2 separate regions of the Homo sapiens genome follow, and region 2 is linked to region 1. A link is a contact called in ENCODE Hi-C or POLR2A ChIA-PET data. All regions are on one chromosome and are shown on one strand. Each heading gives the region's core, a stretch centred on a gene start or an enhancer-like site at or near the end of the contact. The rest is flanking DNA. Distances are from core to core; before and after follow the strand shown. Region 1 has its middle 65 kb from the start of NEK2-DT. Region 2 overlaps INTS7 (integrator complex subunit 7).

Region 1 (3,366 bases), core at 285-2,784:
CCCAGAGTGGAGGTCCCCACCAGCTTTAGCTTATGTCTTCCAGTGGGCTGCAGGGTTGAGGGGAAAAGCTGGAGCCCATGCCAGGAGCAACCCAGGCAGAGGAAGCCTCACCATGAGGCCCCCCTGGGGTACACTGGCAGACAGACACACACACTGAGCCTTGAGATGTCTGAGGCTGAGGCTGTGGCAGGAGCCCCTGGAAGGAGACACATGTGTCCACTCCCACAGGCCCAGTGCTCCTCCTGCTAATGCAGCTTACAGCAAACCCTCAGATCTTTACTTTCACTTGCTTCTTGTCTGTGGTTTGCAGATTCCTAGTACCTATGCTCTGCCCACCCATGCCTGCCCCTCCTCTCCTCCCACTCTCCCCTAACAGTAAATACCTTTCAAATGAGAAACCCTCTGAGCACCCCTGCTTGCTGGCACCCTCTGTGCTAGAATCTCCTGCTGCAGTCAGACAGGTACCTGGGCGGGGGGTGAAGGGGAGCTGGAGCTGGGCTGGTGAGGTAACCCTGCTGTCCTTCCTCTCCAAGGCCTAATAAAGAGGAAGACAGAGTCTGAGGCAATGCTTCCTGTGACACCAGGTTTCTGCATCCCTCAGACATCGCTCCAATGACAATTTCAATTATTATTCCTGATCGGACATGGCACAGATTCTGAAGGCTGGCTTTCAGTAATCAGCTGTTCCATTTCTCTGCCTCCAAGAAGAAATGCTTTATTAATTCCACATTCATTAACTCATTCATTCCCTTGCTTTTTCTAGCCATCCTTTGGGAAAACAAGGACGGGTCTTCTTTATAATAAGCTAGCCCAGAACCACTCTGAATATCGTAATGCCTGAGCAGCCATCTCCATATCCATGAGTTGCTGTTTATGCCAAGCTTCCCACCAGATGATGGTTTGAAGTATTTCCAAATCTTCTCTAAGAGAACTGTTCCATAACCTCATCATGGCCCTGAAGCCTCTCTCTCTTGGAATTCCCAATTTCTGGTGTTACTCTGAAGTTCCGTGAATGGTGGGCTGGACAGCTTGTTGGATATTTGTCTGGGGAATCAAAGGCTCTTAGGGCCAGATGGGGCTTTGAAACATCACCTGCTTCTCATCTCCTCACCCCCACCCCCAGCAGGGCAGAGTTTCGAATACACACCTGCTAATCCAGCTTTGCCTCGTTTCTTTGTGCTCTACCATGATAACCTCAATAGCCATAAGCAATATCTTATTCTAATCTGCCCACTTCCTTCTGATACCCACTAAGAACTGAGCACCCAGAACTTACCACTGGAAGGTAAAGTGTCAATTCTCAAGATATAAACTTCTGAGACTTCTGCAACTAGAAAGGAGAAAGGTTTTCAAAATTACTTTCAATTTCCTGAAGCATTAGGACACTTTCAATGTAGTTTTATATTTAGAATCATATGAATTATACAGAGAACCGTGGGCTGGTGGACAGCTTCCAAATACTAGAAATTATATTTCCCTCCATTTTGATAATTAGTTCAAGGTCTTCACCACAAGTGACATCATGTCTCAGAAGCAAAAATAGGTCCCTATTAAGCCTATGTAATGTCTTGTCTAGTAGATCTGATTTCCTCTTTATGCCCCCGTCTCCTCACCTTCCTAATTGGCGCTCCAACCTCAAAGCTTTTTCTCACTGCTGTCTGGAGCCTTAGATATATTAAATATAGTCTGACTGTGTGGGGTTAGGGACTTGGCTATGCTGATTGCATGTGTCTAACTTAAAAACCAAGAGACCTAGGGCATGATAACAGCTCATTGCAGCCTCAATTCTCTCAGGCTCCAGTGATCCTCCTACTTCAGCTTCTCGAGTAGCTGGGACCACAGGTACACACCACCATGCCTGGCTAATTTTTTTTTTTTTTTAAGTAGACACGGGGTTTCACCATGTTGGCCAGGCTGATCTCCTGTCAGCCTGGTGTCAAACTCCTGGGCTCAAGTGATCCTCCTGCCTTGGCCTCCCAAAGTGCTGGGGTTATAGGCATGAGCCACTGCATTGGGTATGCATGGAACACATCACTTGCAGTTTAGGCACATCTCAATATGAGAATAACTTACATCCTCTGTTAAACCCAGTTGGGGTGAGATAAACACAGCCTCCTTACTGCACATTCAGTACAATGTGCCAGTGTCTTATGTGCTTCCTGTATATAATCTCACTTAATACTGAAAAGAAGTCTTGGCCAGGCATGGTGGCTCACGCCTGTAATCCTAGCACTTTGTGAGGCCAAGGTGGGCGGATCATGAGGTCAGGAGTTCAAGACCAGCCTGGCCAACATGGTGAAACCCCGTCTCTAATAAAAATACAAAAATTAGCCAGGTGTGGTGGTGCACACCTGAAGTCCCAGCTACTCAGGAGGCTGAGGCAGGAGAATCACTGAACCGGGACCCGGGAGGCAGAGGTTGCAGTGAGCCGAGATCACGCGGCTGCACTCTGGGCTGCAGAGTGAGACTCCGTCTCAGAAAAAAAAAAAAAAAGAAGTCTTTGAGCGTTTCCCATTTAACACATAAGGAGAGTGAGGTTGAGAGGATAAGAAACTTGCCAAAGGGCCAAGGTCGAATTGAAGTCCCCGGTTCTGCTGCTCCTGGGCTCCTACTTGGACAAGCCCTTAACACTTGATGGCGCCATGACAGAGGGATATTCGGGCACTAGTGGCCATCGTGGCCTAGAATTTATTACCTACTCTAGTTCCACACTAGAATTCAGAAAAGAAAGAAACTATTATGAGATTGAAATCTGTATCCCCTTTGGTCTAACATAAAAATGTTCTTTTTATCTTCTACTATATAGGGCAAAATTTTTAAAATGCACTTCACTTCCACATCCAAAAAAAAAAAATAATTAATTTCAGGGCTTTTTTCATGGTTAATTGTATCTCTGCAGCAGCTGAGAGGAACATTAATAAAAATTATCTTTTGGGGTTTTGGGATTATTAAAATTGAGGATAAGGATGTTATGGAAGCTTTAGCTTCTAGATCCATCGCCCTTTTAACAAATATACTTGTTCCTTTAGATTTCACTCTTATTTACGAAATACATAAATCTGAACCAAAGCAATATGCTGTTTTGGGGAAAATATATGAATGCAAATAAAAGAAAGCTGATTCTAGTCCCCACAATTCTACTAAGTAGCCATTTGATGCTACCAGCAATGCACCAAAATTGTATCAGAGTGAAATCTGCCATCCCAAAACAAGGTGACTACTTGCTCTGAAATTCTAAGAGCCAATCAGTCATGCATCAATCGGTGCCAAAAATAATATAATGTCCAAACAAAACCTCCATTCTTTTAGCTAGGTGTCCATTTGATTAATGTGACTTATACGAATGAGGGATGGATCAACAAATCT
Region 2 (3,366 bases), core at 388-2,887, 210 kb after region 1:
TTGACATCATGCCTGGCTAATTTTGGTAGTTTTAGTACAGATGGGGTTTCACCATGTTGGGCATGCTAGTCTAGAACTCCTGACCTCAGGTGATCCGCCCACCTTGGCCTCCCAAAGTGCTGGGATTACAGGCATGAGCCACTGCGCCCGACCGGGAAATAACTTTTATTAACCACTCCCTATATGACAGCACTGTGCTAGGCAATTAGCATTATTTCATTTAAACCTCACAGTAATCCTATGAGGCAGGTATGTTTTCTACTTCATATAAAAGGATGTTAAGCAATGTGACTAAAGTCACACAGCTGCTGAGCAGCAATGCCAGAATTTGAACCTAGTTCTGAATGAGCCTAGGGCCCTTTTCTCTGTACTGTGTCTTCTGCTGGGCAGAAAATTCCCATTCCGTTATATTCAATTCCATCAAAATGAAGTTTGTTTAGCATCTATTTCATTTTTTAGGATGGAGCTTAGAAGAATATGAAAATAACCACTGTCTCACACAGATGTGTGTATTTCTTTCAAAGACTGTCTTTACACTCTCCCTTAGCAAACAATGTCACTGTCAAACAGCTGTCAATTCAATTCAGTAAATACTATTGACAATTTTACATGGAAAGCAATATGTCAAAGGAATTGCCCATCTTTAGATCTAACCTAACTCTTTAATGACATCCTATTTATTCTAAAACACTTGATAAAGCATGAAAGTACAGAATGAGAAGAGCAGAAGCAGAAGAGAAACTCTCCAAGGGGTAAAGTTCAAAGGCTGGGAATTGGGAACTGAATGTTTGTGTTCCCCCAAATTCGTATGTGGAAGCTGCAACCCCCAAGGTAATGGCATTTGGAGGTGGGCCCCCATGATGGGATGAGTGTTTTTTTTGTTTGTTTGTTTGGTTGGTTTTTTTTTGAGACAGAGTCCTCGCTCTGTTGCCCGGGCTGGAGTGCAGTGGCGCTATCTCAGCTCACTGCAACCTCCGCCACCCGGTTCAAGCGATTCTCCTGCCTCAGCCGCCTGAGTAGCTGGGATTACAGGCATGCGCCACCATGCCCAGCTAATTTTTGCATTTTCAGTAGACACAGGGTTTCACCATGTTAGTCAGGCTGGTCTCAAACTCCTGGCCTCGTGATCTGCCCACCTCACCCTCCCAAAGTGCTGAGATTACAGGCGTGAGCCACCGCACCCGGCCAGGATGAGTGTTCTTAAAGAAGAGGAAGAGTGACCAGAGCTCTCGATCTCTCCCTACCATGTGAAGATGTAATAAGAAGGTGGCTGTCACCAGGGCCAGGAAGAAAGTCCTCACCAGGAACCGAATCTGCTGGCAGCTTGATACTGGACTTTCCTGCCTCCAAAACTGTGAGAAATAAATGTCTGTTGTTTAAGGTACCAAGCCTACGGCATTTTGTTATAAAACCTGAGCAGAGATACTGGGGAATGGTCAGACAGGGAGGAGAAAATTTGGGTGAGAGTATGTTAGCCTGTCCTGTGACTGGGAAATCAGGGGAGAAGATAAAAAAAAGGGTGAGTGCTCTGAGAACTTCTTAGGAAGTGCCAAAGGCAGCAGAGATTCAGCAGGGTAAAGGCTGAAGAGTGTACTGAAAGGCATTAATGTCATCACCTGGTAGGAAATGACTCATTGCCAGTCAGCCAACAAGCCCTGTTCTTTCTGTTTCAATTGTCCAGTGGTTCTCCCAACCATGGCAGCATGACAGAATCACCTGAGTGTGTGTAAAACTACTAATGCCTGGGCCACAATTCCAGAAACTCAGAGTTAGCTGGTCAGGGGTGAGGCCTGTATATTAATGTATTCTTTAAAAAGCCCTCAAAGTGATTCTAATGTGTAGCCTGCGTTGAGAATTATTGCAACTTCAGTTAAATTGTTAAAAAAAGAAAAAATTTTATTTGCATTCTGGTAGAGCAGATTTTTATATATTAATATAACTACGTAGCAGCTAGAGATGTGCTAAGTACTTTCATGGATTATCTCATTTACTCCCCACTACAATGCTGTGAGGTAGGTATTAACCCTGTTTTATGGATAAGGAAACAGGCACAGAAAGGTTAATTTGTTGAACTCACACAGTAAGTGCCATAAATGTATGAAAAACCCACATCCATACAATAAAAGCTCAATAAAACAAATGCCACTTGCCATATAAGAAACAGGGGTATATTTCCGATTGAGTGATTCTACCTCCTCCAAGACATGATTATATACAGACATCATTCTTCTTTCATATTCACTATCAGCATGGGCTGTTCCAGTAGATCCATATTCCTGGAAACTGAAGTAAAGGTCAATATTCATTAATCCATCAAAATAGCATGGCTATTTAATGCCTACATGTATCAGGTACTTTCAACATATTTTCATTTAATTTTTAAAATAATGAAGTTATTTCCATTTACAGGTGAGAAAATTGAGGCTAGGAGAGGGTAAGTAGTTTGCCTACAGTCATACAGCTAGTAAATGGCAAGCCAGAATTCAAACCCAGGTCTGACTTCAAGTTATGTAATTCTTAATCTCTTTGGTTGCCAGGAAATATGACAGTGTTACTGCCACAGGTGAAAGAGACATAAACACATCTGAAAAGGGGACTATCAATAAAGCCAGCAGATAAGCTCCAAACCATCCATAAAGATATGTAATAACAGGTTAGATATATAAATAACAGGTCAGAACATGGAGGAATGTCACAGAAGAAGAGAGTCTTGAACATATCAGTAGGTAAGTAAGATGGGTAAACTTTGGAGAGATGGAAAGTACAGGACATTCATAGCTAGAGAAATGGCATGAATCTAAAGCATGGAGATGAAACGCATAGGCACGTTCAGAAGACAGTCTGTATACACAGCGTGCTGGGATAAGTTTAACCTAGATTTCTTTCTTTTTCCTCTACTGCTTTGAACCCCTGCAAATTTCTGAAAACATTTCTAAGTGAAAAAAGGCATTTCTATTTTATTTTTTTAACTTATTATTTTTTAATTTTATTATCATTATACTTTAAGTTTTAGGGTACATGTGCACAATGTGCAGGTTTGTTACATATGTATACATGTGCCATGTTGGTGTGCTGCACCCATTAACTCGTCATTTAGCATTAGGTATATCTCCTAATGCTATCCCTCCCCCCTCCCCCCACCCCACAACAGTCCCTAGAGTGTGATGTTCTCCTTCCTGTGTCCATGTGTTCTCATTGTTCAACTCCCACCTATGAGTGAGAACATGCGGTGTTTGGTTTTTTGTCCTTGCGATAGTTTGCTGAGAATGATGATTTCCAGTTTCATCCATGTCCCTACAAAGGACATGAACTCATCATTTTTTATGGCTGCATAGTATTCCATGGTGTATATGTGCCACATTTTCT

What was found. Hi-C counts contacts between places; a loop is a spot of excess contacts on that map. ChIA-PET counts read pairs that join two places held with the same protein, here RNA polymerase II (POLR2A). Pooled maps may share reads with other maps.
Region 2: a pooled map shows a loop between it and region 1 (1.9-fold over the local background). The contact joins two enhancer-like sites. A Hi-C loop is called at or near these places in 4 of 37 single-sample maps with no recorded cell type and 4 of 50 pooled maps. POLR2A ChIA-PET finds 5 or more read pairs at or near these places in 2 of 52 experiments (OCI-LY7 and activated B cell).

What each region holds. Positions count from the first base shown.
Region 1 is chr1:211,738,682-211,742,047 of GRCh38, forward strand. No RefSeq gene overlaps it. Among named protein-coding and RNA genes, the nearest start is that of NEK2-DT, 65 kb to the left of the region's middle. Within about 2 kb of position 1,535, at least 3 of the 41 ENCODE cell types and tissues checked have a DNase peak (open chromatin) inside an H3K27ac peak, as active enhancers do.
Region 2 is chr1:211,950,419-211,953,784 of GRCh38, forward strand. It overlaps INTS7 (integrator complex subunit 7), which reads right to left. Exons shown (of 20, transcript NM_015434.4): 17 at 2,151-2,283. Among named protein-coding and RNA genes, the nearest start is that of INTS7, 83 kb to the right of the region's middle. Within about 2 kb of position 1,638, at least 5 of the 41 ENCODE cell types and tissues checked have a DNase peak (open chromatin) inside an H3K27ac peak, as active enhancers do.